Linked DNA regions of Mus musculus: region 2 is linked to region 1. Evidence: chromatin loops called from intact Hi-C (ENCODE). Cell type or tissue: left cerebral cortex. All regions are shown on one strand. Each heading gives the region's core, and the rest is flanking DNA. Links, peaks and the distances in the headings are about the cores only.

Evidence for each region. A loop is a pair of places that touch in the nucleus more often than their neighbours do. Peaks named below come from ENCODE experiments on the same cell type or tissue, not always from the same donor. Only the 100,000 strongest peaks of a DNase experiment are listed, where the experiment ranks them.
Region 2: a loop joins it to region 1, with 3 times the contacts of the local background. A loop is called at or near these places in 2 of 42 quality-filtered maps.

Annotation. Positions count from the first base shown.
Region 1 is chr12:79,277,774-79,282,773 of GRCm38, forward strand. Zfyve26 (zinc finger, FYVE domain containing 26) reads right to left here. Exons shown (of 42, transcript NM_001008550.1): 11 at 2,584-3,192; 12 at 2,270-2,356; 13 at 1,317-1,385; 14 at 635-786. Among named protein-coding and RNA genes, the nearest start is that of Zfyve26, 16 kb to the right of the region's middle. In left cerebral cortex, for the core only: no CTCF peak of the experiment used is centred there; a DNase peak (open chromatin) is centred at 2,106.
Region 2 is chr12:79,158,628-79,166,456 of GRCm38, forward strand. It overlaps Vti1b (vesicle transport through interaction with t-SNAREs 1B), which reads right to left. Exons shown (of 6, transcript NM_016800.3): 2 at 7,724-7,782; 3 at 6,321-6,512; 4 at 1,782-1,955. Among named protein-coding and RNA genes, the nearest start is that of Vti1b, 9.9 kb to the right of the region's middle. In left cerebral cortex, for the core only: no CTCF peak of the experiment used is centred there; no DNase peak of the experiment used is centred there.

The DNA of each region.
Region 1 (5,000 bases), core at 1-5,000:
AGGCTCAGAGAGCTTGAGTCTTTTGAATGATATTTTCCTTACATACCAGCAGGGTACTCCAGTTTGCTACTTGTATGCTGTATGGTGAATCAGCTGTCATTCTGTTTATTACCAAAAGTTATCTGCACTGTGTTTTTTTTTTTTTTCCAAGACAGGGTTTCTCTGTGTAGCCCTGGTTGTCCTAGAACTTGCTTTGTAGACCAGGCTGGCCTCAAACTCAGAGATCCACTTGCCTCTGCCTCCTTTGTGTGGAGATTAAAGGTGTGCATTACCACGACCAGCTCTGATTTTTAACTACATAAAAACACAGATATGTTCACAAAAGTATGAAGAAAGAAACAAAAGTTTCACTGTTATGAGGTAGTGAGATTGTGGCTACTGTATTTTGTTAACATGCCACTTCTCTTAGGAACACAAGTAACTCAATGCCTCTAGGCCTGCAGTGCTGAGCACGGGGCCTGTACACACAGACATTCCTTTCTACTTCTTTTGCTCAGGGGGACCTCTTGCAAGCACCCCCAAGTACTTTTGATGCCACATATATTTAGCTATCCCTGAGGCCGGATGTGACAACCCTTTAGGGGCTCACTTGGCATGCTTTACCGTGATGAGGTGTGGCTATGGCTCTGCTTACCTGATGGGCTTCTGCAAAGTTCCCCCTGAGGATGCAGGATGCCAGCAGAGACTCCGGCGTGGAGAACATCATGGGGATGATCGAACTCTGAGGTTGGGTCTGAAACCGGCTGTCTGACTCCACCTGCCCAGACACAGCACTCAGACTCCCTTCTGTTCAGGTGTAAGGATGTTGGAGACATTAAGAAAAAAACCAGAGTTGTCATCTCTCCATATTCCTATAGTTTCTATAAAAGGTTTGCAAATGACTTTTTATTGTTGTTGTTTATTCTAGAACTCACTCTGTAGTCCATGCTGTTCTTAAACTTACAGAGATCTGAACGCCTCTGCCTACCACATGCTGGGATTAAAGGCGTGCACCACCACTGCCTGGGTTAGAAAGAGCCTCTTAATGAAGCACTCTTCTTCCTTTCCCTAAATAACTGCCAGTCATGTCTTCATGTACGAAGGGCAAACATGTATTACCATCTTAGAATATAAGTACCAACTGCCTTCCTTGAACCTTTGTCTTACTACTGGGTGACTTAACTAAGGAAGAGAGCCTTTTCCCAGCTGACATCTGCTGCTCTCTGCAAGAATAAACCTTGAGCAAAGTTTCAGTTCTAGTGTTTGCAGCGCAGGGCATGGCAAGGGTGCACGAGGGCAAGCTGTCTGCAGGTAGCAGCAGGCTGGGACGCACACACCTGAAGTACTTGTGCTCAGCTCACTACTTGTCCCTTCCAGGGATGGGTTGGAGCCTCTTTCCCGGCCATCTAGAGGTAATAGATTGGAAAATTTAGTCAGCAACTCCTTATAGCGTACAAAGTGTGAAATCAGACTACAAGTCAAGATCTAGACAGACTGAGGCTAAAGGGCGAGTACAGGATAGCAGTTTATACCAATGGCTTTTACCATGTGGGGTCTTAAGAGTCCTGGGAGCTTGTGACCAACATCTGAAGACAAAGTACTAGTGATAGTTTGGTAAAATCATGAACAGGCAACAATGAGGTGCAAAGAAGGGGTCGTGACATTTTCTGACATAGAGGATGTATCTTCAGATATGAAAAGGGAGGAAATAAAGTGCCGGCCGTGGCCTGCAGAAGGCTGCCCAGGGGAAAAGCTGCTCAGTGCCAATGGAGGCTGTCTGTCCCTTAGTGTGGCCTTATGAAGGCCGTGTCACCCACCAATAGTGTCCCCTTGGCCCACTGCTGAGGCAGCCCTGTGGAAAGGAACAGCTGTGGAGAAAAGGAAATTGAGTGTACACTCGTGGGCTGGGTGACTCAGGTGGATGCAGACTCTGCCTGTGTCCCAAGCCAACCAGCTTAGAGCATCAGAGCTGAGTGACACCACCACCACCATGCAGTTTCCCAGGTTTCTCTCATGTCAACCTTCGCCTTCCCAGAGAGTCTACAACCTGTGCATGTGTGTGTGTATGTATGTGGGCGTGTATGTGGGAATATGTGAAAGGATATGTACATTATGTTGCATGGAAAGTTTCTGCATGGCTGTGTAAGAAACTGTTAAGAGCTGACTGTGGGAGTGGGAGGATGCGTTTGTGTTTCTGACCATATGCTCAGCTTAAGGGAACAGACAAGCACTGGCATGCCTCTCTGTCAGGTGAATGGGAACAAGGCTTGACAAGAGTTCTTTAGATCACCTGCCCGGGTCCTTCTGGTCCGACGACCTCGGCGGAGACTAGAATGCCTCGTGGCAATGGGCCGGTATCTTCGGGAAGGTTGCTCTTCTGAAACAGCAAACACAGGCATGGTGACCAGCTTTGATCTGAGCGTTGTGGAAACAGGCGGGGTGATCTTCATTACGCTTTGGGACCTGTAGCACTGCCCTGGGCTGCTAAGGTCATATGTCTCGGATTAGGGTGTGGTTCCCATATGCCCGCCCCTTGTCCACATTGCTGGGGCTTTTCTCCTTTCCCCGCTTTCTAGACTTTCTAGTTCCGACCCCTCCTCTCACCTGAGCCCTGGTTGCTCGTTACCACTTTGTACCGCCACTGTGCCTCGGAGAGAACCTTTGAGAACCTGTGCAGGCGGCTCTGCAGTCCATCTCTGGCCGCTGAACAGCTCTGGTCTTCCGGCAGCTTTGTCTCCTCGGGAGTGCGGTGGCTGCTGATTTCAGTGAGCTGCTCCTGAAGAAGGCTGAGGAACGCTCCCATTGCAAACTCATCGGCCAGGAATCCATTCACGCCACTAGTAAAGTGCTTCAGATCCAAAAAGCTGTGCTTGTGAGGCCCTGGTGAACTGTCTTTCGGCTCTGCCTTTGGACAGCCGGGCACTGTATGAGCAGGGTTCCTGGGTCCCATGGAAGCCCGCTCTGACCTCCTCTCAGTTGCGGCTATGTGCTGAGGGCTCTCTGATGGGGACCTCAAACCCAAGGGGCCTTTCCCCTCAATGTCCTCGTCCTCGGCATAGTCCTCGGGAAGGTGAGGCTCTGGGTGAAGGTCAGCAGAGGTAATGAGGAGCAGTGAGAAGATGTTTTCCAGGATTTCCAGGCACAGAGAGGCGGGGATGCTGTGTAAATACTGTCGGCACCTGGCCAGGTACGTAGGGAAGAGATGTGAAGCACCTAAGCATGGACGAGGAAGAGATAGGGAGAGCAACCTGAGAAAGCAGAGCCACTGAACAATGCCATGCTTCTGCTCTTACAGGATCACAAGCTTTCTTATCTATGACAAAGGCTTCCTCCAGATTTCAGTTCTAGGGATTAAGGTAACACGGGCTCCTTATCATAATCTCAATTCAACTTTAACCTCCCACTATGCTTAAAGAGGACCTTAGGCTGCCTAGGTCTCTCATTTCACAAGAACGTGGTGGTGCAATTCTGATCCCAGCATTCTGGAGGATAAGGCAGGAGGGGTGCCACAAGTTCAAGGCCAGCCTGAGCTACAGAATGAAACTGCCCTAACAAAAGAGAGGCTGGAGAGATGGTTCTGTGATTAAGAGCACTGGCTGCTTTTCTAGGGGACATGGGTTTGATTCCCTACATCTATATGATGGCTCACAGCCTCTGTATCTCCAGTTCTGAGGAGGCTTGATGCTGTTTTCTGTTCTCTGTGGGCACCAGGCATGCGTATGATACACAGAGACATGCAGGCAAAACAGCCATATATATTTAAAAAAAGAATCTAAAAAAATTAAAAGAGGAGGAGGAGGGAAAGGAGGAGGAAAAGGAGGAGGGCAAGGAGGAGGGGAGGGAGGAGGCAGAGCTAAACATGGTAGTTCATGCCTGTAACCCAGTGTTGGGAGGCTTCGGAGGTTGAGGCCAGACTAGGCTACATCAATTTCCATTTGAACTAACTACACAGTATGACTTAGGAAGGAAGGAAGAATGGAAAGGGAAAGAAAAACAATCGTATGTTCGACTTCAAGTACTGTTTCTTAATACTAAGCTTCAATTTATATTTCACACACATATATGTATACATATATAAAGATATAAGCTGCGTACCTAAGTTTAAACCAGAGTTGATAAGAAACATCTATCTTTCTTTCTTTCTCTCTCTCTCTCTCTCTCTCTCTCCCTCCCTCCCTCCCTCCTTCCTTCCTTCCCTCTCTCTCTCTCTCCCTCTCTCTCTCTCTCTTTCTTTCTTTCTTGTTTGTTTACATAGATAGGTTTACTGGGAAGCTGTTCTCAGATGAGTTTACCAGCCCCAAGGATGGAAGCCAGGGAAGTCACCATGGGGAGAGAGGCGGGGGAGGGGGAAGAGAAAGATCATGTGAGCAGAGAGAGGAGTGTATGTGTGTGTGTGTGTGTGTGTGTGTGTGTGTGTGTGTGAGAGAGAGAGAGAGAGAGAGAGAGAGAGATGGAGAGAGTTATTTATGTATTTTATGTATGTGGGTGCTTAGTCAGCATGCACATTTGTACATCAGAAGAGGGCATTGCATCCCATGGGACTACAGTTACAGACAATTATACACTGCCATGTGTGCGGAGAACTGAACTCAGGGCCTATAGAAGAGCAGTCAGTGCTTTTTGTTCTGTTTTTGTTTTTTTGAGACAGGGTTTCTCTGTGCATGCCTGGCTGTTCTTGAACTCACTCTGTAGACCGGGCTGGCCTCGAACTCAGAAATTCTCCTGCTTCTGCCTCCTAAGTGCTGGGATTAAACATGTGCACCACCACCGCTCAACCACAGAGTCATCTCTCCAGCCTCTGAAATGCTATTCTCACTGTGGTGTCTAGCTACAAAAAGAAAAACATCTGGCAAATACTATGCTAGATGATCAGAGTAAGATCCGTCAAGATGTAAACAGGTCCTTTTGATGCAGAGGTCGATAGATGTGCACAATCATTCCTGAGCACTTCCAAATCAAGGGTACTCCATCCTGGAAGGAAGTGGTAACCACACAGAGCAGTCACTGGGGAAGGTGTCTGC
Region 2 (7,829 bases), core at 1,689-6,688, 120 kb before region 1:
GGTTGTGAGCTGTCATGAATAGGAAAACAGAGCTGGAGAGGTGACCCAACACATAAAACCACTTGCTGCTGTGCTGGGCAGTGGTGTTGCATGCCTTTAATCCCAGCACTTGGGAGGCAGAGGCAGGCAGATTTCTGAGTTTGAGGCCAGCCTGGTCTACAAAGTGAGTTCCAGGACAGCCAGGGATACACAGAGAAACCCTGTCTCAGGAAACCAAAAGAAAAAAATAAAAGAAAAAGAAAAAAAGGCACTTGCTGCTTGTCCAGAGGACCTGAGTTTATTGCCGGGATGGGTATGGCAGTTTACAAGCATAACTCCAGTCCCAGGAAATCTGATGTCTCTGGCTTCCTTAGGCACCAGGACCATGTGATACAGAGATATATATACAGGCAAAAAACCTACACACACAATTTTTTTTTTTTTTAAGAATAGAAAAATATGCTGTTAGACCTGAAATTAAAATCTCCTTTCACTGAATCCTTACTGGTGTTTTCACATTCTCTTTTCATGAATAAAGCGAGACATGAAATAGTATAAATCATTATTGCTTTGCGGCCCAGCATGGTGGCACACAACCTTAATCCCAGTAGGCAGAGGCAGGAGGATCACTGAGTTCCAGGCCAGCAGTCAGATCTAAATAGCAAGATTCAACTCACAAATATTATAGACACATCTACGTATTTTTGTGTGTTTATGTCTGTTGTATGTGCACATCTGTGTGGGTATGGAGGGTACCTTCCTTGACTGCTCTCCACACTGTAGGCAATTTTGGCATTATTATCTTTCTTTAAAACACAGAAATAGGGGCTGGAGAGATGGCTCAGTGGTTAAGAGCACTGGCTGCTCTTCCAGAGGACTCAGGTTTAATTCCCAGCACCCACATGGCAGCTCACAACTATCTATAGCTCTAGTTCCAGGGCATCTGGTGCCCTCACACATACATACATGTAGTCAAAACACCAATGCACATAAAATAAAAATAAATCTTAGGAAAAAAACCCCACAGAGATATAAGAATATGTTTTTGTTTTAATCCCAGGTATAAGATATGGGGCTACTTCAGATTGTCCATAGCAGCTGACTTTGATTTGCCTCGTGCAGGGGTGTGATTTTGCCAGCAGCATATAGTTTCTGTGACTGTGTGATGTTTGGAATTCTGGGGACTTTTCAGAGGGTATATAAATGCTAGAGTCCCAAGAAACAAGATGGATTGATTGTTGCTGTTGGTGGTTGGTCATGGTTTCTCAAGCAGTTAAGCACAAAGAGATGAGAAGAAATTAGAAATCTTGAAGATCAAACTTGACACAAGAAGCTCTATACTCCTAGTCAGCAGGAAGTAGCCTAACAATAACATCACCCCCTTTCCTCTCTTTCCTTTTTCCTCTCCTATCTTGTGTTGGGGGTTGAGAGGGTGGGGAAGGGTAGAAGAACCCACAAAAACTGGCTACACCACCTTAAAGGACCTCTCAATACACTGGGCTGGCCAGCAAGCTCCAAAAATCCAACTTTTTCTAATCCTTACCCCCAAACTCTGGGGTTGCAAATGCATGGACATCTGTACTGACTTTATCGACTAATCCATCTCCTTTGGCTCTGTATTAATTCTAATGGGGAATCTTTTAGCCCAGCAATTTAAAAATTGTGAAAAGGGGAGGGGGCTGTTATTCCCAGAGAGAGAATAAAAGAGTTATTTCCAGAATTCAGAACTGCTGTAGTGTCTGGCTTTAGTACGACATCTGGGTATGAAGGACCCTCCGATTTTACACATTGCCCAGACTTACTCTGCTCTTAGTACGTTCCAACTGGTCTCGTTGCTCCCCCAACTCTTCTATGATTTCTGTACCAATTTGATCAGTTTCTGTGGCAATCCGATGAGAACGCTCAATGCTTTGGGTAGCCCGGTTCAGGCTTTCAGTGCCTTGTAGGAGTAATGCTCTTTGAGACTGTAGTCGATTCTGACAGGAGTAAGGAAGAAAAGTTTTAGGCTACTTCCATTATTAAGAATTTTTTGTCAATACATTCCTTGTGACTTTCTTCTTTCACTACAGTTTTTCCTTTCTTTCTGCAGGAAACTGATTTTAGGGCACTCTACTGAAGTCCTATGTATAAGTATCTACATATAACATCTCTCTCTCTTTCTCTCTCTCTCCTCCCAATTCATTAAATCATCTTTAGATTACTTATACCTGAGAAAAGGTAAATATTATGTAAATATTGTTCAAGAGAATCATGACAAGAAAATCATCAATAGATGCTCATCAAATAAAAACATTCTTAAAGATTTATTTATGCATGTGTACATGTGCACCAGGGTGCCCATGGATGCCAGGAGAAGGTATTGGATCCCTCAAAACTGGAATTTTTTTTTTTTTTTTTTTTTTTTGAGACAGAGTTCTACTGTGTAGTCCTGGCAAACCTTGAACTTACTATGTAGACCAGCCTGGCTTCAACTCACTGAGATCCATCTGTCTCTGCCTTCCAAGTGCAAGGATGAAAAGCTAGGTGCCACCATGCCTGGATAAATATAATACTTTTAAAAAATATTTTCAATCCAAAGCTGACTGGGTATTCAGCTGCAGTGGGTATGAAGAGTTGGTTAGCTGTGCTTTTTAAAATTGAATCAAAGATTCTAATGAACCATAAGATCCTCTTCAAGGTCCTAGACTAAAGCAGGTACATCCCACTTCCTGTTATACTTCTGAAAATAGATTGAAAAAAATCGGAGCATTTTTCCTGTAGACCAGTTAAAATCCATTATAAACTTGTAATTGGTTACTAGCAACTTCAGTCAGCATCCAGACTTGAGAAGGTGGTAGTGTGTGCAAAAATGACCTGATTAAGCTTGTGACTTTAAAAGTTAAAACTTTTTCAAATATTTATTCATTTTTGTTTTTTGAGACAGTCTCACTGTAATTGAAGCTGGCTTCAAACTCATCATGACCCTCCTGGCTCAACATCCAAGTGCTGGAACCGTAAATGTGTGTCGTCATGCCTGGCTAGCCTTTCATAGGGCCACAAGTAAACAACTAACTCCCCAGAACTCTAGAAAATAATTAGTTCCCTCAAGATTCCCATTTGACTGGTCCTGAAGATTTATAGACCATAAATAAGGTATTCTTTCTCAGCATAGAAGTCACTAAAAGCTAGAGACATTGATACATTCTTGAAAAAAGTTCTATGGCTACAATCTGTTTGTGAACTCCACCAATACCACCAAAAAAGAACATCACCTCATGCCAAACAGCACTCTCAAGTGATCACGCTGGTGACTTGCTCACAGAGAAGGGGAATCTGGACCTCAAGCAAGCTTCCCTAACTTCCCAAGAACTCTAAATCTTCACTGAAGTTTTTTTCTCTTTAATCCTAAATGCAGCACGACTACAAAAGCAGCCCACGTCTGGCCAGAATCAATAAAGATGGGCAGAGATGGGGTAGCACACATAATCAAGAGGGGCTCAGCTCACAGAACTTACTACAGAGCAGGTGGCAAATGGCATAAGATGTCATCAACAATTAAGATTCTTAATCCAAGCACTCAGGAGGCAGAGGCAGGCAGATCTGAGTTCCAGGACAGTCAGGGTTACATAGAGAAATCCTGTATCAAAAAAAGAAAGAAAAAAGAGAAGAGAAAATTAGCCTCTTGGGCTGGAACAGTGGTGCACACCTTTAATTCCAGCACTCACAAGAGAGGCAGGGGCAAAAGGATCTTTGTGAGTTCAAGGCTAGCCTGATGCACAATAGGGAGTTCAAGGACTATATACTCTCTCAAATTTTTTCTTAAATTAGATTCTTAAAATAAGAATGTCTACTTTACAAATAGCATACAGACGAGTAAGTGAAGAAACCACTGAGGATCAAATAAATCCCATCGTGTGTGGTGCACGCCTGCAATCTTAACATCTAGGAGGCAGATGTGGGAGGATGGCTCTGAGGGCAGCCTGGTCAATAGAGTGAGGTTCAGTGCAGCTAAAATGGTGCTGGTGAGATGGTTCAGTGCCAAGCCTGAAGACCTGAGTTCAGTTATGGGAACTCCTGCATGTGGTCCTCTGACTTCCACACACGTGCTTATGTATACATACAAAATAAATAATGTAATAAAGAGAGGCTGGAGCGATGGCTCCGGGATTAGCACTGGCTGTCGTTCAGAGAACATGGGTTTAATTCCCAGCACCCACGTACTGGTTCACAACCATATGTAACTGCAGTTTCAGGGATCAGTAGCCTCACCTAGCCTCTGTGAGAACTGCATGCACATGGTGAACATGGAGGTAGACACCTACGCACATAAAATAGAGCAAGAAAAGATAACATCACATAAATCAACCTTGGAAAGACATGGGATAGTCCCACTAAAGGCACACATGTTTAGCTACATAAATCAGCCTCAGATAGACATGGGATAATCCTACTGAAGGTATAGGTGTTATCTATACTATGGACTCGGGCTGCTGAGTCAGCAGCTCTACGGGGTATTTGAGGCCAGTATTGGCATCATGGTGACAATCCTCTTTCAAGTTGACTTACATGTTTTGAAATTAATAAATTTAAAGTAAATGTTTGGACTTTTCAATACTCTTTTTTTGAGGGGGAAGTTAGAAAAAAAAATTACCAGAGTGATTTTTTTTATAATATCTGTTTTAACAAATTCTATTTGCCCTTTTCAGCCTTCCTTCACTGGTGTACTCACATGCATCCATTTCAAAATTGTTTTGTTTTCTCTTCAAAAATTGTGTCTAAGAAGCCAGGAACTAATGTAGGGGCCACTGCTAGGGAAGATACTTCAGATCTGCTGCAGATCAGCTACCAAGTAGGGCTGTGCATACCCCAGGAACTTGAAGTATTTGTAGGTCAGGTTCTAGGCTGGAGCAAAGCTGAAAAGCTCCCTTATCTTGCTTTGATTGGTGGTCTCTGCACAAAGTGTCTGGCATTGTTCTTCAGTCAGCACCTTGCCATACAAGGCATCCAGCAACCCATCAATGCCTGTGACCTTGGCAATGAGTGCTTGCCTATGCTGCCACACAAAATGTGCTGGTCTGGCTGCCATCTGAGGAGGATTGCAGCTGACACAGACTCTGACTTGGATAATGACCGTTTGCAGCTGCTTGACCCTCTCCATTCTCTAAGTCTCTAAGTCCAATCACTGTGAGCACCAAGTCTTGTGTTTTGTGTTTTGAGATAGAAGCTACGGAGCTTGTCAGAGAGGTCTATGGGGCCTCCAAGGGATGCAGCACTGACGGAAGCCTCATTTTGAACTCCTCCATCTCCTCACTGTATGGCTTCCCAGGCCTGCCCCATGACTCTGGGGTTCCCAGCCTCTTACCTTTGCTGCCATCTGTCTCCATGCCAATGTTTTACATTCCTCTCCAAAAGATGTGCTTAAACTTCAGCAATGTTAAGTCAGTAGAACATTGTTTCTCACACTCTAATAAAAATACATCCTGACATAGCATTTACAGTTTTCCTGCTAGCCCTTCTATAGATATTAATTTTGCAGTGCTGGGTCCCTTTCCATTCCTTTTACAAATTCTATGTGAACTTTGCTCTTTGTGGACTATAATCCAAATACAGCACACTAAATTAAACTTTGGAAGTTTTTTTATTTTATTCCTTTAACTAGTCAGCTTCTCCAGATGGTTTCAAGATATGGGTTCTTGAAGCCCAATATTATGTCAGAATCATTTGACTTAGAAGCAGTCTGGCTGATTTTACAAGACAAGGTGTCAGAATGGCCCTACTGAGAAGTACTCTGTGTTTCTCTGCCAGGTTCAGGGCCATCTTGATATATTAAGCTAACAGAAAGCTTGGATTAATCTTGTAAAAAATACTGTGATGAATTAGAAATCTAACTGAGCAGCAGCTGCTTGGGAGGTTGTGATGGGATAGTTACTTGAGAATACCAGACTCTATCTCAAAAACAAAACAAACACTTAAAATCCAACTGAATGTTGAGAGTATACCCAAGAAAATGATTCTAAAATGTATATGAAAAAAAGAAAAGCCCAAGAAGAAAATGAATTCGACCAACAGGTCAAAATACAGAGTCTAGCTTGGAACAGTTTCTAGGTTTGGGAGAGACAAAGTACTGCTCTGTCTGTCTGTTTACCTATCTACCTGTCTATCTAAGCTCACAAAGAATTCTAGGCACATAGTTAGACAGATTGGAGTTTAAAAGCAGCAAGTAGAGTGGAGAATGGCAACTAGAGGCAGGAAAGAGGCCAAGAGTAAGAAAACAGAAACCCGAGACTTCAATATACATTGACAACATAAACCCTCTAGTTCTTGTACCACAGGCCCGTAAGGAAGGAGCAGCTAACACTTACCAAATGCTCGTTCTCCAAGGTATACGTGCCATACTTCAGGTCTCCTCGGCCTCCAGGAGCGGCTGTCAGAGGTGTACTTCTCACCTCACGGTGGAGTTTAGCAAGGTCCTTCCGGTAGTTTCTCAGCTTAGACATCATGGGGTTACGGAAAGTCAGGGGTGCATATCGTAGTTCTTCCTCCATCTCTGCCAACTAGGAAAGCCAAAAGGGATAAGTAGACAGCCTTTTTTTCCCCTAACCTGGGCATAGGTATCCAAAATAACAAGTATGTTTTTGTGGCAGAGGCCACAAACGCCACATCCACTTGAAGTGCCTGACATAGTTTCTAGCAGACATTCACTCACGAAAGCATGTGGTGGGCTGGAGAGACAGGAAGGTGCTTGCCCTGCAAATGTGAGGACCTAAATTCAATGTCCAGAACCATGCAGATAACACTGGGGATGGCAGCGTGTGCTTATAGTCCCAGTGCTGGCTGGCAAGTTCCAGGGCAATGACAAAACCGGTTTTAAAGACTAAAGAGAAAGAAAAGGCAAGGTGGATGGAATTTGAAGAAGGAGATCACATGCATGTGCAGCCACACAAGACACATGCACTTTCACAACAAACACAAGTATTTGATGAATGCACCAGTGGTAGCAAGCATGCATAAAGACCTAGGCTCTATACCTAACAATGCAAATAAGAGCATGTACATAGATGCATGCTCCGTGAATTATATATCTTCTGTGTCAGTAAGTTTAACCAAGGTCAGTAACTGATCTCAGTGGGCAGCTTCAGCAAAGGTACGGGAATGCCCCTACTACTCATACTCGGAATGTGTCAGCAAAGGCTTGTACTTCAGAAATCTTCAAACTTTACCTATTTGTGTTGTTAAGCCAGCTCAACACCCATTCCCACAAGTTAGCCTCATTTAATAAGTGCAATGGTTAGTGCTGTTAACTTGATAGGATCTAGAATCACCTAGGAAGACAAACTTCTGGACACACCTGTTAGCCTAGGTTAGTCTCTGGGGGATTATCTTGACTGTATCACTCAAAAATCCAAAGGCCTCCCCACTGTGGGTAGCACCATCCCCTACCTAGGATCTGGGATAGAGTGGAGACAGGGAGCTAAGCAGTAGCATGCATTCACCATCACTCTCTGTGATGTGATCAACTGCTTCAAGTTCCTACTGCTTTGACTTCTCTACCACATGAACTGTGAGCCAGAACAAATCCTTTCTTCCTTAAGCTGCTTTTGTCTGAATGTTTCATCACAATAACAAAAGAGAACCTAAAAGTGACTTAGAAACAGTCAAAATCAAGGTCAGAAGACAGGAAAAGGTTACCTGTTATGAAGCCATAGTATTTCTAGAAAAGACCAAAACCAAGTACAAGAAACAAGTACTTGCTCCCTGTCCTCACCGTTTCATTTGCTTCCTGTTGCTTTTCATCAAAATCTCTGACCAGCTTCTTCTTCTCTTCTAGAAAAGACAGGTGCATTTCAAACACTTATTACTGCTTCTGTACA